7 separate regions of the Mus musculus genome follow, and all the other regions are linked to region 2. The links are chromatin loops, found by intact Hi-C in ENCODE. Cell type or tissue: left cerebral cortex. All regions are shown on one strand. Region 1 has its middle 49 kb from the start of Gm40746. Region 2 holds the start of Btg1 (BTG anti-proliferation factor 1). Region 3 has its middle 75 kb from the start of Gm34044. Region 4 has its middle 24 kb from the start of Gm33981. Region 5 overlaps Gm33897 (a long non-coding RNA gene). Region 6 has its middle 12 kb from the start of 4930459C07Rik. Region 7 has its middle 120 kb from the start of Gm33843.

Evidence for each region. Peaks named below come from ENCODE experiments on the same cell type or tissue, not always from the same donor. Only the 100,000 strongest peaks of a DNase experiment are listed, where the experiment ranks them.
Region 1: a loop joins it to region 2, with 6 times the contacts of the local background. A loop is called at or near these places in 6 of 42 quality-filtered maps.
Region 3: a loop joins it to region 2, with 6 times the contacts of the local background. A loop is called at or near these places in 8 of 42 quality-filtered maps.
Region 4: a loop joins it to region 2, with 2.7 times the contacts of the local background. A loop is called at or near these places in 15 of 42 quality-filtered maps.
Region 5: it touches region 2 in a loop (2.9-fold over the local background); 8 of 42 quality-filtered maps call a loop at or near these places.
Region 6: a loop joins it to region 2, with 5 times the contacts of the local background. A loop is called at or near these places in 31 of 42 quality-filtered maps.
Region 7: a loop joins it to region 2, with 2.2 times the contacts of the local background. A loop is called at or near these places in 5 of 42 quality-filtered maps.

The regions. Positions count from the first base shown.
Region 1 is chr10:96,129,812-96,133,811 of GRCm38, forward strand. No RefSeq gene overlaps it. Among named protein-coding and RNA genes, the nearest start is that of Gm40746, 49 kb to the right of the region's middle. In left cerebral cortex, a CTCF peak has its summit at 2,490 (motif pointing right); a DNase peak (open chromatin) is centred at 2,506.
Region 2 is chr10:96,616,889-96,620,888 of GRCm38, forward strand. Btg1 (BTG anti-proliferation factor 1) reads left to right here and starts at 113. Exons shown (of 2, transcript NM_007569.2): 1 at 113-584; 2 at 1,388-4,000. The coding sequence starts at 437. The coding sequence ends at 1,755. In left cerebral cortex, a CTCF peak has its summit at 1,632 (motif pointing right); DNase peaks (open chromatin) are centred at 464, 859, 1,215, 1,561 and 2 more places; H3K4me3 peaks cover 3,802 bases; H3K27ac peaks cover 1,732 bases.
Region 3 is chr10:97,158,734-97,162,733 of GRCm38, forward strand. No RefSeq gene overlaps it. Among named protein-coding and RNA genes, the nearest start is that of Gm34044, 75 kb to the right of the region's middle. In left cerebral cortex, a CTCF peak has its summit at 1,713; DNase peaks (open chromatin) are centred at 289, 806, 1,420 and 1,691; H3K27ac peaks cover 1,227 bases.
Region 4 is chr10:96,932,833-96,936,832 of GRCm38, forward strand. No RefSeq gene overlaps it. Among named protein-coding and RNA genes, the nearest start is that of Gm33981, 24 kb to the right of the region's middle. In left cerebral cortex, a CTCF peak has its summit at 1,982 (motif pointing left); a DNase peak (open chromatin) is centred at 1,985.
Region 5 is chr10:96,726,682-96,730,681 of GRCm38, forward strand. It overlaps Gm33897 (a long non-coding RNA gene), which reads left to right. Exons shown (of 3, transcript XR_871979.1): 3 at 1,106-1,243. Among named protein-coding and RNA genes, the nearest start is that of Gm33897, 13 kb to the left of the region's middle. In left cerebral cortex, a CTCF peak has its summit at 2,245 (motif pointing left); a DNase peak (open chromatin) is centred at 941.
Region 6 is chr10:96,211,882-96,215,881 of GRCm38, forward strand. No RefSeq gene overlaps it. Among named protein-coding and RNA genes, the nearest start is that of 4930459C07Rik, 12 kb to the right of the region's middle. In left cerebral cortex, a CTCF peak has its summit at 2,176 (motif pointing right); DNase peaks (open chromatin) are centred at 2,182 and 3,297.
Region 7 is chr10:96,478,273-96,482,272 of GRCm38, forward strand. No RefSeq gene overlaps it. Among named protein-coding and RNA genes, the nearest start is that of Gm33843, 120 kb to the right of the region's middle. In left cerebral cortex, no CTCF peak of the experiment used is centred here; DNase peaks (open chromatin) are centred at 182, 1,823 and 2,467; H3K4me3 peaks cover 503 bases.

The DNA of each region.
Region 1 (4,000 bases), 490 kb before region 2:
GATGATTTTTCTTTAATATATATTGTATAAAGTTAAAATAAAGAATATATATTTATATACCTTATGAACATATAAAAACATAAATAATATAGTTGTATAATGTATTATATACTATATATTATTATATAGTTATATTGTTTATATTTATGTATGTAATATATTATGTATAATTATATATTATGTAATTATAGATATTATAACTATACATTACAATGGATAATATAAAGATATATAAAGAATACAGTGTATTTACGTTTCTTTAAGATACATGTATAAGATTATCTTTAAACACATATAAATATATTATATATAAAGATATAAATCTTATACATGTATAATAAAGATATATATTACATATAAAGACATATAAAATAAAAAATAAGGGGCTGGAGAGATGGCTCAGTGGTTAAGAGCACTGACTACTCTTCCAGAGGTCCTGAGTTCAATTCCCAGCATCACATGGTGGCTCACAACCATCTGTAGTGGGATCTGATGCCCTCTTCTGGTGTGTCTGAAGACAGATACAATGCACTCACATACAAAAAATAAATAAAACTTAAAAAAACATATCGTATATAATAAATATCTATATTATACATATATATGCATATTTATTATTATAGATTATAGTTTCTAGACCTAGCCAGGACTCCAGTGCTCTAAATGCTCTCAGGAGATCTGTGCTTTTTATATTTTAATGGAAGCAGCAATGAGGATATTTACTGAGGTTGGGGATATTTAAGGAGTGAGGCAGGGAAGGGGGCAGGTGTGGGAGATGCCTGGGGCCCCTCTGGTTGCAGGGCTGCCTATAGCCTGGTGGGGAAAGTGCAGCAGGTTGCTGTCAGTCCAAGGAGGTAGTTATGAGACTGTGGCTTAAGCATAGTGGTGGGGATCAGAAGTGGAGGAGGCTTATGAAACATTTTGGGGACCCCCCCCCCCCGAATAGCTGGAGGTGTTAAAGCTTAGAGCTAAGATCACCGTGGTTTTGCGTTTGTGTTATCCTGGCTAGGACCACTCAGGTGTCACGGCAAATCTAGACTTTCAGAGTTTGCGGTGATGGATACGATTGAGTTTTTGTCTTCATCAAGTCTAAATCTGTTCATTAGTTCTAAGATTTTGCTTGATTTGAAAGGACTGGATTTGGGGCCTCAGAAGATGAAGACATGTAAAATAAATTAAAGACATCAGAGTAGTAACTGTTTTGTTCTGTTTTCTGTTTGTTTGCTTTTCAAGACAGGGTTTGTCTAGGTAGCCCTGGCTGTCCTGGAACTCTATATGTAGACCAGGCTGGTCTCAAACTCAGAGATCCATCTGCCTCTGCCTCCTGAGTACTGGGATTAAAGGTGTGTGCTACTAACACATGGCACTATTAACCTTGACTATGAAATACACTTTAATACTGAAAACACTGAGGTGTAAACTGTTCATAGCTGCACTTTTAGCCTTGAGAAGATAACCTTATAAAAACCACAGAACCTCAACATTGAGGTGTGTAGGTAAATAGACCACAGAAGTTGCTTCCTGTCTAGTTCCTCAATCGCTCTTTGATGTTAAGGTGAACTTAAAGGTTTTGTTACTTGGAGGTCAAGGTGAGGCTGTGCTGTCCTGTAGTGTAGTCATGACCGTAACAGTGATGGGCGCAGACTGATGACCATTGAAGTTACTGCATCCGAAGCTTCGAGTGCCCGAGCTCTAGTTCCCTCTGTAACAGGTTCTTAACCCCATTTTACAGACAAGGAAACCAGGACTCAGGATTTTGTTGTTCCCTATTTTTATTTTCCCCAGGCAGGGTCTTGTGAGTCCATACTGGAGTCTAACTAACTATCTAGCAGAGAATATCCTTGAACAAGAGGGTAGCCTCTTGCTTCCATACCCTGGATGCTGGAACAAAGGGCCAGCATCACCACACAGCTTCCCAGCTCAGAAGGTTTAAATATCCCAAGGCTACAAAGCTACAAGATGATGGAAACATGATTTGAAATACATGATTTGAAATTTGACTGCTGCAAAGCTCACATGTCAAAGGCAGGGGAAGGTGAAATGGTTAAGGCTTAAATCAAGGTAAAACCATGGGCAAAATGTCGAGAGTCCTAGCACGGGACTGCGGTTCAGCATAAGGCTGTGAAGTTCCTTTCTTAGCTCAGTCATAACAACCAGACATGGCAGGCAGAGAGCACTTTGTGTGCACTGCCTTTTGATTCTAACGGCAGCCTAGAGGAGCTACTACAGTGCCCGTTACACAGACAAGGCAACTGAGGCTGTAAAGACAGTTTGGTAAGTTTCAACTAGCGTCTGTTTGGCTCCAAGCGGTGCTCACGAATGTAAATTATCTTTTGACCGACCGACGTGACTTCTGTTTTTCCTGACGAACCACGGTGTCTTTTCAAAAACCGGGTTTCTCTTTCTGTCCCTGTTCCCAAGTCTTTTAGGTTGCCTGTGACCACTTTTGTAGCCCCAGCTTCATTATCCAGGTTCACACCGGAGGATCCACATGGTGGCACTGTAACCTCACACAGTTAAAACATGAGGAAAAAGGAGGAAAAAAAAAAAAACCCACTTGTTTCCACTGCACTAGGCAGGCCAGACTCAAGTCTGACAGACAGTCATGGACAGGCAGACTGGCCTTAATTAGACCGGCTTTAGCATTCTACCCTTTCTGGTTACAGACACACAGAACGCATTCTCCTCCAGCTACACCCAGGAGTGAAGATTCCAGAGACCCCATGCCCAATGGCAGGGTGTTGATCCTAACTAATATCACAACATCTAAGAGCACACCACCAAGACCTCTCCAAAGCCAGGAAATGCATGACTATCCCTTTCAAAATATTTTTTATCTGACTCTCATAAGCCCCTATCTCTTTAGACTTTCTGAAGTGGTGGGCTTTCTGAGAGAACAAAAGGAGGGAAAGACAGACAAATTAGGGAGAAAGGAAAAGGATCAACTCTCTGCATACATGACATTAAGTGCAGTACCCAATATCCCCAGACACACTTCCTTATGCATGGGAAGGCTTACCCAGTTTCTGTCTTGCAGGCTGTAAGATATATTAAAGGTATAAATTCATGATGTATCTTTAGGTGTTTGGTGATGCAAGCTGTTTCTTCAGTACTTTGCTTTCTTTGCTTCCAACTAAGAAAAAAAAAAAGACCAAGATCCTTCCATGTCACAGGAGGGAGGAAGACTTTCCAAGAGGGCAGATCTATAGACAAAGAGAAATCTTGCCAGTCTAGGAATGTAAAAAAAATATGCATAAGGTTGATGGAACAAAAATATTTTTACCCAGATGTAGCTGTCTCTTGTGAGACTATGCCGGGGCCTAGCAAACACAGAAGTGGATGCTCACAGTCAGCTAATGGATGGATCACAGGGCTCCCAATGGAGGAGCTAGAGAAAGTAGCCAAGGAGCTAAAGGGGTCTGCAACCCTATAGGAGGAACAACATTATCAACTAACCAGTACCCCGGAGCTCTTGACTCTAGCTGCATATGTATCAAAAGATGGCCTAGTCGGCCATCACTGGAAAGAGAGGCCCATTGGACAGGCAAACTTTATATGCCCCAGTACAGGGGAACGCCAGGGCCAAAAAGGGGGAGTGGGTGGGTAGGGGGTGGGTGGGTATGGGGGACTTTTGGTATAGCATTGGAAATGTAAATGAGCTAAATACCTAATAAAAAATGGGAAAAATAAATAAATAAATAAATAAACAAATTAATAAATAAAAATATTTTTATTTGTATATTTTTAAGTCTTTTTGAAGTAGATAGCAACCAGAGAGAATCATGCTTTTCAAGATAAGTGGCAAGATTCACACTCATGACTGCTTGTCTTAGGAAGAGTCTTCAGGGCCAGTTTCATTTTAAAGATTTGGGGAATCACTCTACCCAGATGCCTGAGTTGTCTGCACATAGGCTGGCATGAGGAGCCTTCATGCTTTTGTTTGAAATCCAGTCAGCTAGTTTCTGGCTTTATGACTTCGGCCCTGCAGCTATCTCTAACT
Region 2 (4,000 bases):
ATCTGCCTGCGTCACAATGGTGCGATCTCCGGATTGGCTGGCGTCCGCCCTCACGCCCCGGGTACGCCACTTCCTTTCCGCAGCCCTATAAAATGAGCTGCACGGCGGCGGCAGCTCTTCGCCCCTCGGAGCTGGAAATGCAACTCTCGGGATCCTCGGAGGCTACCGAGCTGGAGGCGGAGGCGGCTGGGGAGGTCCGAGCGATGTGACCAGGCCGCCATCGCTCGTCTCTCTCTGTCTCTCCTGCCGCCTCCTGGCTTGAAAATAACTTTTTTACTCTAAAGGAAAGAAAAAAAATCCCCTAGAACCAGTAGCCGTCCGCGCCTCGCGCCCTCGCTTCCTCTCGGCCGTCGGGTCTGGGCGAGAGCCCGGGGTGGCCGCTTCGCCGTCGGGGCCGAGCCCCGGCCGCCCCGGGCCACCCCCGGCCGCCGCCCCCATGCATCCCTTCTACACCCGGGCCGCCACCATGATAGGCGAGATCGCCGCCGCGGTGTCCTTCATCTCCAAGTTCCTCCGCACCAAGGGGCTCACGAGCGAGCGACAGCTGCAGACTTTCAGCCAGAGCCTGCAGGAGCTGCTGGCAGGTGAGCGGGGCGCGGGGACCGTCGCGGGTCGCCACTAACGGGCGCGTCCCGGTCGTGGCTGGGGGAGGGGGGGGGAGCTGGGCGGCGGGGCGCCGCGACACGCACAACAAAGGATCCGAAGCGGGGCGACGCGGAGCTGCGCCCCGACGGCTACCGGCCGGTCGCGGGGGACAAAAGACCCAGGGCCCGGAGTCCCGTCGGTCTCCTCTGCCGGGTCGCCGCGACCGTTGCGAGAGTCTGCGGCTGAGCCCCTGGGTGGCTTGTCGCCTCTGTGTTTCGGAGCCGGCCCGGGACGGACGTGCCAGGTCTCCGCACCTCCTGTGCCTCTTGCCCATTAATCATCGGATTTGTCACCGGTACAATTACAACCCAACCCAGATCTTGGTTTAAGGTTTCTTGGGTTTTCTTCCCTTTGGGGTTAACTGGCCATAGTGGCGTTGTCTTGCCCCCACCCCCCACCAGTTCCATAAAGTCTATTGTATGGGACCCCGTTGGGGTGGAGAAAGTAAACAGGTTCCCGCCCGCTTGCCTGTGCCATCCAGCTAGTTGGCCATCCAGGGCTGCGCGCGGGATTCCTGTTTTGGCGGCTCAACCGGTCAGTACCCGGACAGTGTTTGCCACAGTGTCTTTGCTTTCTCTATTCTGTCTCACGACAGCGAATTCGGTCCCGGACATTTGTGAAAGTTGGTGGTTTTCATTTTCGCTTCGCTAAGAAGCTAGCAGCAGGAGGAGGAAAGTACGCTACGGTACGGCTGCGTTGACTACCGTCCTGAGCATTGTTTCTCTGTTCTTTTCTTCCACAGAACATTACAAACATCACTGGTTCCCAGAAAAGCCGTGCAAGGGATCAGGTTACCGTTGTATTCGCATCAACCATAAGATGGATCCTCTGATTGGACAGGCAGCCCAGCGGATTGGACTGAGCAGTCAGGAGTTGTTCAGGCTTCTCCCAAGTGAACTCACACTCTGGGTTGACCCCTACGAAGTGTCCTACCGGATTGGAGAGGATGGCTCCATCTGCGTGCTGTACGAAGCCTCACCAGCAGGAGGTAGCACTCAAAACAGCACCAACGTGCAAATGGTAGACAGCAGAATCAGCTGTAAGGAGGAACTTCTCTTGGGCAGAACAAGCCCTTCCAAAAACTACAATATGATGACTGTATCAGGTTAAGATATAGTCTATTGGATGGATCATCTTATAATGGATGGATGAATTTGATTTTTTTTGCTTTGGGTGGGCTCCTCTTGGGGATGGATTATGGAATTTAAACCATGTCACAGCTGTGAAGATCTGGCACAAGATAGAGTGGTAATAATTTTTTTATTTCTTTCTTTTTTTTTTTTTTTAATTTAGTGACAGTGCCATAGTTTGGACAGTACCTTTCAGTGATTTAAATAGCCTGTGAGTCCAAGGAAAGGATCACTTTATTTGCTAGGGAGTGAAGTCGAAGGGTGGTTTCAGTTTCTCCCAGACCTTATACCCAATTTGTCACAGCAGTCCCTTTAAGGAAATTCTGTCTTTCAAAGAACCCTCTTTCGCAGTCAACCTTGCAGGGGAATTTGCACTATTACACTTGAAAGTTCTCAGTAACTTTTTTGGCAGCTCAATAGGAAAGCTCAATGTTTTAAGCATGGTAGTACTGGAAAAATTTTTACACGGAGACTTTTACCTAGCACTTAAAATGTATAAATGTACATAAAGACAAACTTAGTACGCATGACCTGGGGGAAATGGTCAGACCTTGTGTTTTTGGCGTTGAGAGTAGGGAGCGACCAGGCTCTGCCATGGCAGCAGGCTTTGAAAAGACCCTTCAAAAAGACACTGTCTCAACTGTGGTTGTTAGCACCAGCCAGCTCTCTGTACATTTGCTAGCTTGTAGTTTTCTAAGACTGAGTGGAGTAAACTTCTTATTTTTAGAAAGTGGAGGTCTGGTTTGTAACTTTCCTTGTACTCAATTGGGTAAGAGTCTTTCCCACAAACCACCATCTATTTTGTGAACTTTGTTAGTCATCTTTTATTTGGTAAATTATGAACTGGTGTAAATTTGTACAGTTCATGTATATTGATTGTGGCAAAGTTGTACAGATTTCTATATTTTGGATGAGAAATTTTTCTTCTCTCTATAATAAATTGTTTCTTATCTTGGCATTTTAATCAATCTCTTGTCATGATTACAGAGGTTCAGCTACAAAATATTTTTCTCAGACGTCTTAGATTTGTAAGCTGTGTGGATGTCACTTGCACACTGGTCACACAAACACATTGGGAGAGGTGTAATTAGAAACTAATCAGAAGGAACTAGAGGAAGGCTTTTAGATTTTTTAACTCAGGTTAAAAGCATGGACACATTCACAAGCTAATGATCTCATGAGGATAAAGACAGAGGTAACATCTTCCAAAAGTGGCGATGCCCAAAGGATCCCAGTCACTGCTTCCTGGGGAAGTGAAGATAACAATCCTCTCTGGCCCTCCTTTGAGAAACAGTTCTTTTGCCCCCTTGGATTTGTTCCTTTAGAAAATCCTGGGGCAGGTGACCTATAGCCTTAAAGAACAGGCTTATCACAGCAGAGCCATCTGCCGCTTTCTGGTTCTCATCTTGCAAGAGTTACATAAAATAAAATCCCCTAAGCTGGAATCCAACAACAGGTACGTTGATGCACTTCTTTTCTCAAAAGTTGAAGCCCTGGCTTTGTCCGCATTTCCATAGCAGGGGAAACTGAGTGTTGTGCTGGAGGTTAGTAACGTGTACCTCATGGGCAAAGACATGCTGCTAGTTTGGGGGTTGTAGAAGATAAACTGATATTTTGGTGGAAATTGAAAGCAGAAATTTGAGTTCTGCTTTACAGTTAAAATTAACTGGATTGGGGGAGGGGCAGCATGTGAAAACATGTGAACACTGGGAATTGAGGCAATTTAAATGACTTTAAGTCAGTAATTGTTCTAAGTCAGTAGTATTTCCAAACAAATTGGAGGTTTTTTGGTTTTGTTTTGTTTTGTTTTTTAATTTGTAATAAGTTTCCCTGATACTTTTATTAACGATCCAGAAACACATCACTAAACCCTAAACATGCCATGTATTTAAGAGTACGAATGGAATTCATATATTTTTGTCAGTAGGCTATTTGGAAGAGTTTGGATTTTGTTTCCCTTATTTTGCTTTCTGAGATGGTCTCTTGTTCTATATGTAGCTCAGGCTGGCCCCCCCACTCTAGATCTTCCTGCTTTAGCCCCCAGAATGCAGGCGTCTCGGATAATATGGCACAGCTCCAGACCAGGAGCTCAGATTCTTCTTCTTTCTACACAATAATGGGTCTCATTGTGACATTTTTTTTAAATGACATATTTCATCTAGCCCTTTCTCTAAAAGGTCCCTCATTTCAAATTTGAGTTTGAGCATTATATCCCAGGCTGGTTT
Region 3 (4,000 bases), 540 kb after region 2:
GTTCAACCATTTCCCCCCTCCTCCTCCCCGCCCCTTAGCTCTCGGCTGTCTCTGACTTATTGTACTGGAATCAGCAAAATCATACTGAAGGCTCATTTGTACGTAATTTCTTCAGAAGCAGCCTCTACAATAAAATGCTCAAGTTCAAGGATTCATAAACGGTTCCACACAAAGCAAGATTTATGAGACAAAGCTCAGGGAGTCTTGGTTAATCATTACAAATCACAATTGCACATGTCTGGTTCTAGGGTTGTACTCTTCTTGATGCTGAAGGCTACTTAGGGCAGGATGCACCCTTTCATAATCTTTGGTTTGTCTGTTTCAATGCCGAGAAAATAAGCACAGAGGGGGGTCTGCTTTGTATCTCCGAGATGGGACAATAGCTCTAATCTGCAATCTTTTATTTTGTTTTCAACTGTTCCAAGACCAATTTCAATTTAACTTGCTTGCTTTTCTTGTCTCTTGATAAAAAGCTGTTTTGATTGCAGGGGGCCTGGAGGCAATGGTGGGAGGCAAACTCGGAGATTCTCTCTCTCTCTCTCTCTCTCTCTCTCTCTCTCTCTCTCTCTCTCTCTCTCTCGTGTGTGTGTGTGTGTGTGTGTGTGTGTGTGTGTGTGTGTGTGTGCGTTCATGCGTATAAAGGAGAAGGAATAGGGGACAGCATCCATGGGCTGTATTTGTTAATCTGCTTAAAACCCTAACAGATTTTTTTTTCAACTGAAATTTGGCCAATGTTAATTGTACAGGCAGAATTCACACTGGGAAAATCTCCTTGGGTAGGGAGAGAAAGACAGGAAGCACAGCCTGCCTGTTATATAAGATGTTTATTTCCATCCAGTCCAATCCACCATAAGCAGTACAGAAAATAGGCCAGTGCTGCTGCTGACCAATGATGTCACTGTATCATCAGGGTGGGGGTGGGGAACTGGGCACCACACTGATGAACAGGAGAATTTCCTATCACCATTGCTGTCTCGTAGGAGTCTTTATTCCTGGAGTTGCTGGTCTTGGCTCCATTTGATACTTATTTTTTCAGGATGTGTAGTAGCTGGGTGGCGACCATTGATGGGAGCTTCTGGATAAGGCACACAAATCTTAAAACAGGGTTGCTTTTTTTTTTTTTTTTTAAATCAAGTCTCTGAAACTTAAAAGGATTGGATCATGTCAGCCAAATGCTGGCTATCCTGGAAAATGGTACAGGGAGGAGGGAATGGATGGTCATCCCGATGTGAGGTACTAGGCAGTGTCTTTATGTACCGAATAGCTCATTCTGCAGATTGTCTTCCTCACTCATGCTACCTTGCATGTGTGCTCGAGCAGGGGATGCTCATAAAGACTGCGACTCAAATGCACAGCTTTGCAAACATCTCTAATGAGCTTATCATCTGTAATGTAATGGAGACATCTTTATAACTTATATAAAGTGAGTGGGTAAAGTGAGTGAAATGAGGTGTGTGCCCCCAACTTTTTTCCCTATTGCTTTAATATCGACAGCAAACTGAGGCCACATTCCTATACATTACAAAGGGTGACTCGGTTACACAGAGAAGGCCACTTATTGCAAGTAACCACTCTGTGTTTTGGTTTATGGAACTCCTGGCAAACTCGTGTTTTTCTGTCATGAAAAAATCTTCAGGGTTACTCTAATTGACCCAGTTTTTCCATAAATACCGTTCTGGTGGATTGCTGTTCCGTTCTCCCTCTAGAGGAAATAGTGAGCATTACAACTCAGTCTCAGAGAGGTGGGGGAAGCAGTCTAATTGAAATACAGGCTTGAGACTAATAACATAGCTCAGTACTAGAAGCCATCACGATCAGGAACTCTAAATGCACAGCCCCTTCTGTATTCGTCCAGTGCCAGTATCAGTATGTGTATTTTCCCTAAAGCAAACAAGCAAACAAAATGTCTTTAACCCTGTTCAAGTGTCTTTCCTGAAAACAACGGATGTACTGAGATAGCCATCTTCTTGTATACTGGGAATATAGAAGGCTGGATGTCAGGCTGCTGCTTATTCACCGGTAGTCCATTTCCTCTGGTAAAATTAAAATATTTGTCTTTTTCTCCAGTCAAATAAGAAACTAATAAAATGTATAAAGGGCATAAGAGGTGACTTATAATAGAGAGTTCTTTTCTTTTCCAAAAAACTCATAGCCATACTTAGAAGTAAACACACAGAGATACACACACACACACACACACACACACACACACACACACACACACTTTACAACTACCACCACCACCAAATAGACCTTACAGGAAGTTTCTTCTCTGTTTGATATCTCCTCATCTAAGCTCCTGCCTTACATTTCAGAACAATGACAGGACTTGTCTCTCCAGTGTGGGTACCGTGGAAAGGCCAGCACAAGGAGATAGCCTGGGTGACAGGAAGTCTGTTATCAGAAATCTGTGCCAGTGCAGGGAGGGGCTGACGAGTGGAAGGCTAGAGGAAAAAGGGAGGGGAGACTTAATGTATGTCCTTGTAAAAAGAAGCCAGTGTGTGTTCTATCTGCATTTTGAAAGCTTGAGCAATTACTAATGAAATGTTTGCTTCTTCAAATTATTGTTGGTGAGAGTAACGGAAGCATTAGAAATTTTCTTTCATTTATTTCTTTAGTGCTGTCTGTTATTTTATGGATAATACATGTGATAAATTCCATGAGGTGGTAAGTAAATATTGCTTCTTTTCTACTCTCTAATCTCTTAACTCCCCTCACAAACACACACAGCACAGAATTTACCATCCTCTTATGATTGGTCTGGGGATCTGAGACCATGCGCAGAAGTCACATCATACACCTTGAGCAGGTGGTCTTTATGTATCTCGGAATATATATTCATCAATTCATCAATTGATGAATAAAGAGCCCATGGAATTTAAAGACACAAAGACTGGGTCTTCGGGAAGGTTTGGAGGACGTAAGAAACAGAGGAAATGAAGTAATTATATTATAATCTCAAAAGTAAAATAAAGAATTAAAAATATTTCCTGAGACAATATACATATAAATAAGAATATACATTATGTACTTAGTCAGTGTTCCATTGCCACGAAGAGACCCCATGACCACAGCAACTCTTATAAAGGAAAACATTTAATTGGGTTTTCCTTATGGTTTCAGAGGCTTAATATGAACTGACATTCTAGCAGAAAGCCGGTGTGCAGGCAGACATGGTGCTGGAGAAGTTGAGAGTTGCACATCTGGTCCATAGGCAGCAGGAAGAGGGAGAGACTCTAGGTTTGGCCTAGGCTTCTGAAACCTCAAAGACCATCCCCAATGACACCCTTCTTCCATGAACCCTTCCAAATAGTGCTCCCTCCAAGCATTCAAATATATGAGCCTATGTGGCCATTCTTATTCAAAGCACATTATACATGTATATTTGATTCTCTTGACTTTAGGAACTATGTTCTACAGGTTCTTTGTGATCACCAAATTGAGTTTTGTGTCTATTGTAGTACTGTTCCTATGGGGAACACAAAAGCAGGTTTCTGTAAGCCTCTTGTCTACTGATCAATATATAATCTTATTTTATGTGTGGAGACATCTTACTTATGATTCATTAACATCGAACTCACAGTCAATGGCATTATAATTCATGCCTGGACAAAGCTCTTCTGTCACACGTTTTCTTGGCAAGGCACACAGCAATATTCATGCATGGAGGAATACTAGACAGCACATTCACACTTGCCTCAAAAAGTGCTTTAAAGAATAAAATTATCAAGAAGAAACAAGAAAAATTGGGAAAATCCAGCACTTATTAGATCATGAAAAGGATATTCATTTATGAAAAGAGTTGCCAAAACGCAGTAGTGCGTCACTCCACCTAGAACTTTCCCCCCCCCCCCCCCCGTATTGGTTTACGAAGTCACAGAATTTAGCAAGTAGATAAATCTACAGATAATGAGGAATAGCTGTACATAGATGTGTGCTTATGCATATGTGTGTGTATACATCCTTTTAGTCACCATAGGTTCAGTGCATCATATACATT
Region 4 (4,000 bases), 320 kb after region 2:
CATGACTGTACTTGAATTCTGCTCTCCCTTGAAATTTCCATTCTTCTTTCTTACAATATATTTTTTCTCTAGTTCTTAAAATTCAAATTAAATTAAAAAATTCAGAGCATGGTTGGGCATGCCTCTCATCCTAGAACTCTTGGTTTGTAAGGCATTAGATTTGCCAGTTTTTAAATATTTTTTATTAGATATTTTCTTCATTTACATTTCAAATGCTATCCCAAAAGTTCCCCATACCTCCCTCTGCCCTGCTCCCCTACCCACTCACTCCCACTTCTTGGCCCTGGTGTTCCCCTGTACTGGGGCATATAAAGTTTGCAAGACCAAGGGGCCTTTCTTCTCAATGATGGCCGACTAGGCCATCTTCTGCTACATATGCAGCTAAAGACACGAGCTCTAGGACTACTGGTTAGTTCATATTGTTGTTCCACCTATAGGGTTGCAGACCCCTTCAGCTCCTTGGGTACTTTCTCTTGCTCCTCCACTGGGGGCCCCATGTTGCATCCTATAGATGACTGTGAACATCCACTTCTATATTTGCCAGGCACTGGCATAGCCTCACACGAGACAGCTATATCAGGGTCTTTTAAGACCAGCATTGGCTACATAGCAAATTCAAAGAAGCATAAGAATATAGAGACCCTATCTCAAAAAACAAAAGCAAAAACCATTTTCACATCCTAAATTTATTTTTATCTGATACACAATGTATTAGTCAGGATTCTATAAAGTATAGAATGAATCTATCATTTATCTATCTCTATCTATCTATCTATCTATCTATCTATCTATCTATCTATCTATCTATGAGATTTATTAAAATGGCTTACAGGATGTGGTCCAGCTAATCCAAAAATTTCTTGCTGTGAACAGAAAGTCAAAAAATCCAGTAATTGCCCAGTCCACAAGCTTGGGTATCTCAGGTGGTCTTCGGTATCCACTGGAATCCTAAAGAAGTAGGGACTAGTGCCAGTGAAGGAATGGATATACTAGCAAGGCGAGAGCAAGCAGGCAAAGAGAAAAAGCTTCCTTCTTTCATGTACATATGTAGGCTTTCATCAGAAGTCATGAGCCAAATTAGAGGTGGGTTTTCCCAGCTCAAAAGATCTGGATTAAAGATGTGACTTCCTATCTCAAAGATCCAGATTAAAAGTAGATCTTCCTACCTCAATTTAAGCAAAAATTCCCTTACTGGTATGCACCTCCATGTTAGGGTTTTAGGTAATTCCAGGTGTAATCAAACAAAGAATAGCTATCACATAGAGTAAGATGGCATCTGAGCTTATTTCAGGGAGATATGCATAGGTGGGAAAGCTGTGGCAAGAGGACGCACTGAGCACAAGGATTAAAGCCATTCACGTAAAACGGAATGACCTTGTCTTAAAAAAATGCAAAAATAAAATTATATACATGAATGAGGCTTCCATGTCTTATTTTGATAGAGATGCACTATGCAAGGTACAAATGAGGTTAGACATGATTATCTCATCAAACTTTATCACTTATGATGAAAACATTCAAAGTCTCCCTTTTCTAGCCTTTGGAGGCACACAATATATATATATATATATATATATATATATATATATATATATATATATATATATATTTAAAATAACCACAAACATTATCATGTTTTACCCACAAATTGTTTCAACATATCTGTAAAGGTATACTTTAAAAAGTATAATGTTTTTTATCTCCTATAATGAGAAATAACTTTCTTAAAATCACAGATATCCAGTTGCTGTTGAAGGGAAATGGCAATTTAAATTCAGTTAGTGAATGAAATTGTAACAAATCTCAGTTTGGCATTACACTGTTTTACCCACCGAAGGAAGGTCACCAGCTATAGAAATCTTGTTCACACGAAGAAGATTCTGGTTTTTGGAAGGCAGCATCTTTCACACTTTAAAATTCACACACTTGCCTTCTGGACAAAACCAGGCAGATATTCAGACAGGAGTGTATTCTGGGCTTTTCCATTCTCAGGGAAGCCCTCTGGTGGCCAGATGGACTTCGCATGGTTTCAGTGGTTATGTGTATAGTGTGCATGTGTAGGTGCGTGTGTGTATGTGTGTGTGTGTGTGTGTGTGTGTGTGTGTGTGTGTGTGTTATAAGAGGAGAGAGGAAACAGGAAACACTTTGAGGATGTTGGAAGTGAATGCTAATGTTGTTCTTTCCCCAAAGACAGAAGCATTGTTTGGTTCACATATAGTTGTTAAATCTGTGATATTAGTTAGGTATAAGCAAAGGCAGAGATGTTGACTGAATGAAGGCCAGCACAGAAGTCCATGGCTTGAAAGCTTAGAATTCAATCTGCTAGCTTATGAAGTAAGAAATCATAATAAACAAATTGTCTGTCCCTTATAATGTTTCTTTCTGATTGTTACTGTTCTGCAAATGGAAGTTTTCCCACCACCTGCTCCCCAAGGCAAATGTGATATAGCTATTCCAGTTAAGGTAGTCTGAACTTGAAATTGTTGAATAGAAATGTAAACATTCTCTTATCTTTAAATGAAATACTTGCATCGCATTAAACATTAATGTTATAGGTATTTATTCAAACATATTTAAAGAGAGCTTAGAATAGGCAACCCATTCTACTGAAGTTAGAATGAGGGGAGAATTGAAAAAATATGTAATTTCTCTTTAAAAATAGTCATTACTGTGTGAATGGCGAGAATAGCAAAATGTGACCAAATTTGACAAAAGTTTAAAAATTTTAAAAGCCATGCCTTAAAAATAATTCATAAGAAGATATTAAGATACAGAAAAATATACACAATAAATACATCACATATACACATGCACACACACACACAAGCACACACATACAAAATTATCTGCAGTTGGTATTCTTACCTAGTGTGTAAGTATATAAATTATAGTGAGTGAGATGGGTGATTATGTGTACTGCCTCACTCTTTCTTGATGGTACTGGGAAAGAATTGCTATTAACATCTTCATTTGGTGTCTGAGTAAATAAAGTCACCAGAAACCTGTACCTTGCTCAAAGGCAAACAGTTAATTCTTCATCCGAAATGGAAAGGACTGCATGCTTTAAAACAGACTACTCAGTTAGATTTGATGTTTACACAATAAAATAGTATTGGTAATTTATTGTGATTAGTAATTGGTTTTAAATTTTACATTGAGTACTTTTAAAAAGTACTTGGAGGAATGAAGATATTTCTGGTGCCCTGCAATTTTAATAGCCTAGGACTTAAGAAGGTGAAAAGTCTTCACATGGTTGGGATTGAATACTGATTGTTTTTCTTTCTCCAGAGACAGAGGTATTGTTTGGTACATTTAAAGTTGTTATATTAATGATAGTTTCTGCTATAGTGAAGGCAGAGATGTTGACTAAATGCAGCCCAATACATTTTAGTACATCATAGAAGGGAAGTCATGCTGTATTTGTTTTTTGTTAATTTCTCTTAACATGATTTTCTCAAGTTCCAGCAGTGTTAAATATTTTAAATGCTTCTTCTTTAAGGATGAAAAGTGTGTGTGTGTGTGTGTGTGTGTGTGTGTGTGTGTGTGTGTGTAACATATTTAGTTTTATTTATTCATCCTTGAGTGTATACTTATGTTTTCTCTGCCTGTTGGATTTTGTGAATACTTTATGATGAACAGGGGAAACAAGTTTCTGTTGGAGATGTTATTTTAAGTTCAGATGGGTCATACCCAGAAGTGAAATATCTGGGTCACATGTTAATTTTGCTTGCAGGCTGCCCACACTATTTTGCCTGGCATCTATATCACATCACGTACTCACTGACAAAATTCTTTTATACCTTCACCAATACTTTTTGTTGCCTTTAAAAAAGATTGTTACTTCATCGTCTAAGATGATAAAGAGTTATATTACTGTATGTTTTTACTTGTATTTCTATGATCCTGAGCTAATTTGTATATAGCTGTTGATCATTTGCATGTCCAATTGGGAGAGAGGATTATTTTGCACTCTGAAACAAATGTCACTGTTTTCCATAGA
Region 5 (4,000 bases), 110 kb after region 2:
TTTGGGGATCGGGATGCACCTTAGCCTGTAGAGTGCTAGGATAGTATACACAAACTCTTGGGTTAGTTCTCCAGGACTGTATCCATCTGGCATGGGTACCTCTGAAATCCCAGCACTAGGAGGTTGAAGCAAGAGGGTTAGAAGTTCAAAGCCATCCTCAGCTGTGTAGTGAATCTGAGAGTACCCTGAGCTACCTGGGACCCTGTCTCAAAAGAAGGAGAGAAAAGAGAAAGAAATGTTTTACCTTTCATTTTGAGGAAAAGAACTTTACTCAGCCTGAAACCCCAAACTCATAAACACATAACAGCAGAGAACAGGGTTCTTGGAATTAAAGCACCGGGTGAGGGGGCAGACCGGGTTTTCGTGACGCACACACATGTAGAGCTTATGCTGTAGGAATCCACTTTACAAACAAATGATCCAGAATAATACAGAATAATAATACAGAATAATACAGAAACTAGCAATTTTGAGGGAAAGAAAGAAAGAAAGAAAAAGGAAAGAAAAAAGAAAAAAAGAAAAAAAAAAGAAAGCTCTTCTAGCTTCAGTTTTCAAACGCTTTCTTTTGAGAGCCCATTAGTCATAAAGGTGTTTCCATAGCAAATGTGTGTGGGATGCTCTCAGCATTGCTGGCAATGGTTCAAGGGAACCTCTATCATTACTCCCCCCCCCCCCCCCAGCAGTGTGGCTCATAAGTCCACAGCGCTATTCCACCTTTCCGGTAGGACAAGGTTTAAGGACCTGAAAAAAAGGCAAGGTGAAGACCTGGAGGAGGAGCACAAACCAAGTAACAAAGGGAAGATAAAAGTGGAAATAACAGCTCAGTGTGAATAATAGGAATGCAAATGGTGCTGCTAAAATAGGAAGGAACATTACTTTCCTAAAATGCAAAGCAAAGGAAAAATTGTAGTAACGAAGCGTTTTGCCTGGTGAGATTGTACACTGCGCACACCTCTCCAAAGTGTAGCCACCTACTCGAAGTTTCCCCAGCGTGAGGCTGGCAGGCTGTGAACTTGGTGACTCATTTTAAGAAGGTTTACTACAGAGTTCCAATCTTCTTTAAAAAATAAAAAATAAAAAAAATATCTTTCATGTTTCCTTCCAGTAGCTGCCCTGCTGATGGTCCAAAAATACTCACTGGAGCTAGGAAGAAAAACAAATAACTAGTAAGTGTATGCAAAGATGTCTGGGATTTATTGTTTGGTTAAAAAATATGATGGAAAAATGTATCTGGTTAAAAAATTATGGTGGAAAAAATATATCTGATATGCCAATCTGCATCTAAGAAAAGAAGTAATCAGAATATAAATGTTTTAAATAAAAATACTGTAGGGAAAGTTTATTTATGGGGATGTGAGGAAGTGGGGGAGAAGAGATAGAATTAGAAACCAGAGTCTGACTATAGTTTGTTTTCATTTTGAATTCAAATGCTGTGAATGTTTAATGTGATTATAAAAAAAATTAAGTGTAAAACAAAGTCGTCTTTAAGAAAATTGAAAGCTGAAAAGACTCAACGGGGACCAGATTCTCAAATTGGTGTCACGATCATAGCTAGGAGTTACTGCTCACAGCTAGGAGTTACTGTGATAACATAGTCTATAGAGACAACCTCAGGAAAGAAATATCCTTAACTGTTACGGGAATGTGAATTAGTATAACTGATATGAAAGGACAGCTTGAAGGGTCCTTACAAGACTACAAGGAGAAATAGCTTTTAGCCCAGCAATCTCCTGGCTGTCTTGTACCCAAAGGAAGGGAAATCAGCACATCAAATAAACCTAGCTCTCTTGTGTTTATTCCCCTGCCTTTCACAATAGCAAGATTCAGAGTCAACTTAGATGCCCATCACAGTGATAAAGATGTAGATACACATTGGTATATATGCTTCAGCCTTAAAAAGGACAAAATCCTGACACTTGTGGCCTTGTAAATGAGGTCAAATTATATATATAATTATGTTAAGCAAAAGAAACTTGACACAGAGGGACAAAAGTCACACTCCAAGGCAAGTTTGATTCACAGAATTTCATTCACTGAATTGATTCATAGAAAAAAAAAAAAACAAAACAAAGTAGAGTTGGTGTTATCAGAACAGGAAAAGCCCAGGATGATATTAATGGGAAAATTATAGCTGCATAGAAGGAGTAAGGGCTAGAGAGATGGCTCAGCGGTTAAGAGCACTGACTGCTCTTCCAGAGGTCCTGAGTTCAAATCCCAACAACCACATGGTGGCTCACAACCATCTGTAATGGAATCTGATGCCCTCTTCTGGGGTGTCTGAAGATAGAGATGGTGACTCACATAAAATAAATACATTTTTCAAAAAGGGAGTAGGTACAGTTGTTCTGTTGTCCTGTATGGGTCCAATAGACCACAATGATTTACTGTATATTCTGAAAAATCTAGAAGAAAAAAAATTTAATTAATTTTAGGTCAGCACCCTCATGTATATGTACCCCAACACTCTACTCTCAGGCACTCTTCTCCCATTCCAGCTGGTTTTCTTTTAGAAGAGAGAGTTTTGAATGTGCTCTTCACAAGAAAATGGAAATGGTGGGGGGTGAGAGTTTTGTCACTTATTCTGAGTTGTTCATACAATGCACCATAAAAATGTTTAGCAAAACATAATTGTCGTAATAGGAAAAGCATTAAGGAGATCTTTAGGCCTCTACACCCCTTCCATCTTTTCTTCTTTCCTTCTTGCATCTCCCTCCCTCTGTCTCACACTCTTTCTGACTGCTGGCATGCTATGGGGGTAAAACAGATGAACTAGGATTTTTGGCATAGAAGATTTAAGACCAAAGTCAAATCCTGCAGTCTGCGGGTTTGCAGTATGCTAGTCATTACCAAGTGTCACTGAGACAGATCTTAATCTAGAAAAATATTGATTCCCTAGACCTTCCCACAAAGGGGATTTTTGAAATCACAACAGGCAGCTGAGAGGAGAAGCCATAGCGTTTGTTCATTTCCAAGGGTCAGAACTCAGCGTCGACTAGAGTCTTTACCGTGTTCCCCACTCAAAGGGACTAGAGTTGCTTGTCGGGGGTGGGGTGGGGTGGGGTGGGGGTTGAGGGTGGGGGACTGTTCACAGACATGGAGGCTGGAGTTATGTAGCAGGAACTTAGAATCATTGATCATAGCAAGGGTAGAGAGGCGATGAACAACATGTGGGTTATATCTATAACTGAGCTGACTAGGTAGACTGGACATTCCATATGCGGTAATGTAATAACGGTGAGGAGCTGACGCATGTCAAACACATTTACATCGATAGGTGTTAACACAGACACACAGACACACACACAGACATACACACACACACACACACAGAGAGAGAGAGAGAGAGAGAGAGAGAGAGAGAGAGAGAGAGAGAAACTAACACAACCCTTCTAAACTGGACTGTTGGGGATCTTTAGGTGCTGTCAGGGAAGCAACTCCCAAGTGTAGAATCTAGAAATGAAGTGGGAAAGACTCCATGCGAATTCCCTTTCCTACGCAGGTCACTATAGGCAAACCAGATAGCAAGTGTCTTCCTCAAAAAACAAAGTGAATTTAGATGATTAGGGGATCAAGAACCTATTAGGGGACTGCATAGTTATCAGAACTTTGTCTTACTGTTTATTGTCTTTAGTGATGACAAGAAATCATGGATCTATTTAAAAGGAAACTCTTCTTCTCTTTCACAAATGTGTATATGCGTGTGTGCATGTGTACTTACACATCTCTTTAGGTATTTGTATAATGATACAAAGTCCTTGTTTAACTTCAGTATAATCTAGTTATGTGGAGGGTGAGGATCTAGATAAGGATGGAAATAAAACAGAACTAACTTGGGACTTCAAATTACTGAGGCTTATAAATGGTGTTTATGTTATTCTGTGTGTGTGTGTGTGTGTGTGTGTGTGTGTGTGCATTTTTGAAAAATTCCACTTAGAAATGTTTTTGAATCATCCAATCAATGGTTCTGTTCTTTTCTGGGCCCTGTAATCTAACAGTCCTG
Region 6 (4,000 bases), 410 kb before region 2:
TGCCATGGGTTTAGATGGAAAGGGTGGCTACCTATGAGCCCACGGGGAAATAGGACAATCGCAATGAAGTCACTGTGGAGCTGTATAGAGGACAACAAAGGGGACTGTGAGAAGCACTTGGCAGCACGGGAGGCTTGTGTGCACATAGGCATTAAGAAAAGAACCTTATGTGCTCACACACTGCCGGTTCGCTGGAACATTAATTCACAAGTACTTAGTTTAGACTTGCAGACTCTTTCATGAGGATTGCATATCCACAGTAAATATAACTAGAATTAAACCTCGCCTAAATATTTAATATGGCAGGCCGTGGAAGATCTTCAATGCTTTAAAGAACTGACTGATACTTTTGATTTTTCTAATCATCGATGCTGAGAAGGCCATATTGCATACATATACAGCCCGAAGTACAGAAATATGTGTAAGGCCATTGTAAAACTTGCTGGAAATCCTGCCTTAAACCCAAGCAAAAGTTAATTGAATGGTGTTGTGTAGGAGCTCAGCAGTGACTTGGATAGCAACCATCAAACATTCAAACACAACATGATCCAAATCTATACTCATGGATGTGACACTCCCTGGCTGGGGCCAGATGACAGGAGCATCTTTGCTTTCCCTAATTCAGCTGTTAACATTTCTAGAAGAGCAGAAAGCTGTGCATATGATAAAATACAAAAAAAAAAAACCAAAAAACAAAAAACAAAACAAAACAAAACAACAACAGCAAAAAACCCCGCAGTCCATAGCGTGCAGGGCGTCTGAGCGTGATGGTTCAATGGACTAGTTGAGCATGATAGTTGGGATGAGTGACGGCATCCATAAGCATACAGGCTCCTGTGTGTTCCGAGCTGAGAGTACAGAGAAGCTGTGCGGTGTAACACAGGCGAGCCTAGCCTGAAGCACCTTGGGATTGTTACACAATTGAGGCTGAATTTATTTTTGATCATTGCACATCCAGGAGTCTTCTGCTATTGTCACTGTCTTTAGAACGGTCACCTTCAGCTAAGCGACCCTGTAGTGGGGTGACGACTTACAGTCAGACGAAGCTGGGCTCTGTAACATCTTTAAATATGCACACAGTATTAATACACCAGTGCAAATGCCTTATGAAAATAGAACATATTTACATATTTTACATTGCTAACCCCACTACTGTGGTGGCATGGGAAGCTGGGTAGCCAACTGATTTTTAATGTAAGATATTAGAAATACTGGCTTTCATATTCATATATATGTATGTATGTATATATATATGTATGTATGTATATACACACACACACATATAGTATGTGTGTATATATATCGTATGTGTATATATATACACGATAATATCGTAACTATACTACCTATACATGTGCATATATATATATATATATATATATAAACTAATTTGAATTGCTACTCCATTGACTAAGTACTTACGATGAATTGTATGACATACATCTCCAGACCCGCCCCCCTGCCAGCCCTGAAGGATATACCTCACTCATTTTCTTTTCTTTCAAGAAACCAATTTTGCTATCTTCAAGCAACCACTTCTTTTGTTGAAGCAAAACAGAACAAACAAACAAACAAAAAATCAACATTAAGATTTTCCTAAGCATTTAGAAACATGTCGAGCAGCCTGGGACATTCTGGAACCCTGTCAGAGCCCTGGTCTGTGAGCTAAGGAAACAATTTTGTTTGATAGAGTTACTATCTTCTGCAAAGGCTGAGTGTATATTATGTCGCATAGTCAGAGCACTGGGGGACACCCCCAGAGGGAGCTTGTGATGAGTAAATAACTTAGTAAGGCAAAGAATGGACACTGTAAAACCATTCCTTAATTCAAGGCCACGTGTTACTTTGGGATTTAAGGAAATATATTGGCATCTTCTATGTGATAAGATGCTTCAAGCATTTATCCTTAAAAAGGACTAAAACCCATTTTTTTTTCTCTCCTGTTTGTATCATTTCCTCCTCCTCCTCCTTACCCCTTCCCCCCCCCCCCAGTCCACTTTTCTCTCTCCCTCCCTCTTTCCCTCTCCCTCCCACTCCTATTCCCTCTGCTTCTTCCCCATCTCCTCTCCTCCCCTTCTATCTCTCCATTCTCCCTTCCTTCCCCTCCCCCTTCTTTCCCTGTGGTCATTGAGACGAAGTTCTTTTAACTAACATCCCATTTCCGCCAGCAGAGGGCACTGTTTGCGCGTTTAAGTAGATGTCTCCGCTTTGTTTTTCCAATGTGAACAGTATCTGAGTCACAGGCAGGCACGCTATTCGGCTGGAAAGATACTGGGGAGAAGGCCTGCCTGAGTGGTAGTGTTTCAACATCATTTTGCCGAACATTTCCTTTGTTCTCGGCTGCTTGGAGGGATGTTCATTGCAAATGCCCTTCTAGTTCCCGGTGGAAAATGTATGTTTTGAATGTGTGTTTTGAAGGCAATGGCATTGGGTCACTCAACGTCTAAATATCACAAGTGCTTCAAACCACTTTAGGTGTCAAATTCTGAATCAAGGTATCAGCCCCAGAGTAGATCGTCTTGCTCCGGGAGCATCATAAATAATTTCTGTAGCAGCATATGACATCATAAAGCAATCAGGCATTCCCTGTACACCATAATCGATGGACTTAGATGTCTTCGGATGGAAGGGTATGGTGAAAGACACTTTTCCTCTCACTGGACTTGAGCACTTTAGAATTAGTCAGTGGCTGCCTATCAAAAACGAAGTGAGTCACGTTCAACTTCCAATATATTGTGGAATATTTTCTCAAGAGTTTCATACACATCATTTATATAATATTGGATTATATATTTTGTGGTGAAGTAAGTACTTTTACATTTTTACGGCAATTATTTAAAAAAAATTAATCAAAGTGTAGATGAGAATGGCATACTTTAACAATGAAAGTCACGGTTAGTCAGATACCTACTTGACTTTCCCAGTCCTCAGTATCTCTCTCAGCTCAGGTATAACTTTTCATTTTGGAACCTGTATTTTAGTCCACCCCCCCACCCACCATCTCTGAAACAATCAGCTTGTCTTGCTATTCTCTAAGCTACTACTTTTAGATGTTAGCTGCTGTTTGACTGTAGCAGGAGTATGTTGCCCAGGGTTGTGTGTGTGTTTGTTAAAGCTCGGTCGCCAGTGTGGTGATGCTGGAGACAGGCACCTTTAAGAGAAGGTGGGGTAATTAGACCAAGGTAATTATTTCACACGGAAGGGATCAAAGCCATGTGTATGGGAACCCGCTGACTTCCTCTTAGAGTGGGTTGTTATAAAACATAACGCTCACCTTTCTCATGATCTGGCTTCCTGCCTCTGCCATGTGTTGTCTCTTTCCTTGCACTGGCTCCCCCACGGCACCATCTGCCACAGGGTAGCACACATAGGGGACTGTCACCAAGGGCCAAACACTCTAGGTTTACCCAGGGTTGAATTGTCAGACTCAAAAATTGTAAGCTAAACAGATCTCTCATCATTCCACAACCCAAGGTGGTTTGTTAGAGCCAAGCAAAGCGGGATTGTCTAATACTGTGAATTGTCCTTTTGGAATGTACCGATAGATAAGACTCTCACCTCTCTGTCCCTCTGCTCACCTTATTTCTGTCACATCTCTGTTGGTTACCTGTTCAGCTGTAGGAAGAGCACTTAGACCTTCCATGGTGAGCAGTCTACTCTGAGTGGCCTTGCTGTTCTCCGATGCCTTCTGCCGCCCAGGTTTAGTAAATTTCCTCTACACGATCAAGGTTACTAATGTTTTCCTTGTGCTCTCTGGGCACGATGATAACGTCTTTGTCTACAGTATGTGAACTTATCAATGGCATTTTCCCTGAAAGTCAGGGTTGCTTCTCACGGCGACCGATCGTGTGTTAGTTATTGTTGTACTCCTGTCTCTTACTATGGTGTGGCGTGTGTGCGCGCGCACGCATGCGCAGGAGCGCTTTCTTGTATTTCCATGTGTGGGGTTGCCTATGCATGCACATGCATGTGGAGACCTAGGGTCGATGTGAGGAGGCTT
Region 7 (4,000 bases), 140 kb before region 2:
GTAGCAAACTGTCCCCCAAATTTAGTGATTTAAATATTCAAACATTTCTCAGTTTCTGGAGTCAAGAATCCAGGAGCAGCTCAGCAGATTTGGCTATGGTTCAGGGACTCCCGAAGCGCACGCACAATGTCTACTGGAGCAGCGAAGATTAGACAATTCTTTTCAAATCTCGCTTACCTGATTCTGCACAGCTCTGCCTCACCACATGGACATCTCATAAACTTCAGCTTCCTGGCCTTCCCACAGAGAGAAGCAAGGGAGTAGCCAGAGTGATGCTACCATCATGTATAGGTAGATGCAATGCTACCTTCTGCTGTATGCTATTTCTCACAGGAGCAGACCCAGGGACTGTGAATAAGATGGACAGCAGGAAGTAGAATCTTTGGGTAATGACTACTCCATAACTAGTACATGTCCTAGGGCACAGTAGCCAATGGTTAGAGGAGATCCCTGGGCCACTACTTCATTCATGACATTCAAAACTCTAGCACCCAACCACTGGGCTTTCTCCAGCTAGTCCTCCACTTACTTAAAGGATGTACTGAGTAGTTAGGGTAAGGGTGTGGGGTGGCCCCTCATAGTTGATACAGAACATGCCCAGACACCAAATTCTCAGCATAAAAGAAATTTGTTGTACAAGATGGGCAAATGTAGAGATAGGGGTAGGAGGTGGGGGATGGGGTTAGGGAACTGGATTAAGCAAAGGCAGACAGCAGGCAGCAGGTATTTTTGTAGGTGTTAGTTTTTAAGGAAAAGGGGGTAAGTCTGTGCCAGAGTGAGTTGGTAGATCCTGATTGGACAGGTTAGTTAGTGGAGCTAAATAACCTGAATTTTGGTTTCTGAACCTTGGTGTTTAGTTTCAGGAATGAGACAGTGGTCATATAAGGGAATAAGACCTTGTGGGCTAGCTTTAGGTAGCCAAACAGTTTAGCCAAGGGAGAGAGAAAGGAAAACGGACAAAATCTATTGGCCCTTTTGTCATTCGAGGACCTGTTAGTTCTTTTGTCAATACTGCTTAAGGGCTTAGGGGACAAGTCTTAGAAGTTGTGCGCAATACTTTGGCCCACATTCCATGTGCCACAACGCCACCCAATGCAGAGGAGTCTGGGAAACGCAATCTGTCTGTGTCCTACCCCCCTCCCCCATTAAAAGAGTAGGACTTGGTAAGTGAGATGCAATCTCTCACTCTGCCACTCCCTCTATTTGAAAAGACTATACGTGTAAACTATACGCGTTAGCGCTATCTCTACAGTTTCAATAGAACAAAGGGATACAATTGCTTGCCATTGTGCAAAAAGGACAATTTGATTAGTTGGGTACTTTCACCTCTGCTGTGCCTAGCAAATGCAGCACCTGTTGCAGACAGCACGAAGGTGGCAGAGAGCAAGCTCTGGTCCCGGGAGCCTGCTGCTTCGGGGATACCGGAATGGTGCTTCCGGAAACGAGCCTCACCTGTTTCCCAATGGGGGAAGAAAAGCCAGGCTTTGTTCCCAGGCAAATGAAAATCCAAATCACAAGACTCAAACTATGAGCGCAGAACAGTGCATTAAAATGTGGTGGCGGTGTGTGCTATTTGCCTGTATCTAAATATACATCTGCCTTCCCTCATGCCCTCTGGAAACACTGAAGGATGGAGGGTGATTAATGAGGAGAGAAGTCGTTCGCCTGTAGCTCTGCTTCTTCAGGCCTCTGTTGCTAAGCCTCTTGGTCTTTAAGGGATTCGGGATGTTAGCTGCAGGTCACGGTGGCCCATTTCTCCACATACTAATGTGGCAAGCCTCCAATGATGGGGACATGAATAAAAAGCTGCTTCTGGCCCAGAAGAAAAAAAAAATGGTCGGATCCAAATTTGAAGTTTCCAAAAAGGCTTTAACAATCCTTTAAATTAGATAGATGCGCTCCTCCACCTACTCGTTCTGAATTCTGGCCATATTTATTTCGAAAGAACCAAAAAAAAAAAAAAAAAGGCGCTATTTTTTTTCTCCCAACAGCCCAGTTTCAGAGTCTTCTGCCGTGATTACCTCAGTCGCTGAAGCGTCTGCTTACCTCACTTCAAGTTGGAAAAACCCACAGAAAGGAATGATTTTTTTTTTCTGGAGGGGAGTGGGGAGAAGCAGCAAAAAAAAATGAATGAAATCCGAGCCATACTCGGGATCCTCTCTGCCCACCCCGGCTTCTGAGGAGAGAAGGATGTTTTCCTGAGAAGCCAGCTCCAAGCCATAAACCTGGAACACATCGAGCTTTTTCTTCGTGCTAATTGGCACTTACCTCACCTAGGGGCCTCTGCCAAGGAGACTTGAGGGGTTTAATGGGGGGAAAGGAAGAAAGGAAAGAGCCCAGAGTCCTGGAACACAGTACCAACCACGTGGGATCTTTTGCTGGAGGGCTTTGCAACAAAGTGGCCTATGTGCCCGCCCTGCCCTCCAGTTTGTGGGGCTAACGCTCAGACCCAGACCGGGGCCTGAATGATAACTGCTTGGTGTAATTACGAAGACAGCTTGAAAACTATGCTCCTCTTTGTTCTGGCCTTCAGATGAGGCTGTCTGAACGCAGTTTGCGCCAGCTTTATTTCAAAGCGCTTTTTCTTTCCATATTTCAAAAGGTCAGTGTGTTTACTGGTGGCCAAAAAAGAAGCTGGTGTAAGAGAAAGAACCTCGTGTAGCTGAGTGGCAGGCAACCAGAAAGCGGAGGCAGGGGGCTGGCTCTGGTTCTGTATGTGCCTGGAGAGGAGACAAGAGAACCCTCAAGTCTTGACCTCTCCTTTATCACCGTTCAAAGACAAGGGGGTGAATGGGAACTGTAGTCTTTTGTGGGGATTAAAAGAGAAAACTAATTCTTAAAGTCTGGTTGTGGAAGGAGAAATGCAGGTATGCTTAGTAAAAACAATGTTATCAACTGCTAAGCCAGAAAAAAACGTCCACTTCAACTCCTGGAGGTGAGAATGCTTCCTTCTTTCAAGAAAGCAGGCTTGACAACCTGGCCACCCTTGGGAATTTTGAGACTGTTTTCTGTCAAGGTAAGTTAGTGCCAGGAAATAATAGCAAACCACAAACCCTTTCGCAGGTCTCTGGGTTGGCAGTCTGAGACTAACGCTGTTACTTAGAAAAATAAAGCTGATCAGACAGACCACCACCTGCCCATCCATAAAGCATTTATGCTTTCGTTGTGAATATTTGAAAACAGTGTCAGGCTCCAGCGACTTCGACTCAATGCCTACGTCAAGTATTCTTTGTGGCTCATTTTCTTTGAAAAGTCCCCTGGACTTGCTATAGAGTGAGCTCCTGACAGAAGGAGGGGAGCAAGCTGTAAACGTCGTAGAAAGAGGAGATGTCAAAACCAGGTGTATTAGGGTTCAAATCTTCACATCACCACTTACAAGCTGTGTGATTTTTGGCTAATGCACTTAGCCAATGTGTGGCTTAGTTTTCTTGTGTACAAATGTAGGTGTCTCACAGTCTGTTCCCAGGAGGGTTCATCAATAAGTATGTGTGAGATGTATAAAGCTGTTCCCCTTGCTCTGTAAACATCTCAATGTTAGGTAATGTTGAAAAGCACACCTCTCTTCCAAATGGAATTCTATGCTAGGGAAGAGCCCCCTTGCCATGTGCTACCAACAGTCTTTAGACAATCTGCCTCCAATAGAAGTAAAAGGTAAAGTTGCAAACGCCAGGGAATGCCACTTGTTTGTGAAGGAGAGAGAGGCAGTAGTAAGAAAGAACTGATGAAACTGCTCAAAACCCAATCTCCTGACTACTCTGAATTTCCAGGCTCCTGTAAAAGGTTGTAGCAAAATGGGTCGAATTCTCCAGAAGTCACTTGGGAAAGGTGCGATAACTCCAGAAGGAATGGAGAGAAAGGGGTAGGGCAGAGTTTAGGAAATGAGAGCTAAGATGTCTAGAGACCCTTTACATTGCATTTATCACCACATTAAGCAAACATCGTTACCGCCATTTTACTGTCAACCAAGGCTAGGTTCAGGTAGCCTATGGGAACTTTCTGA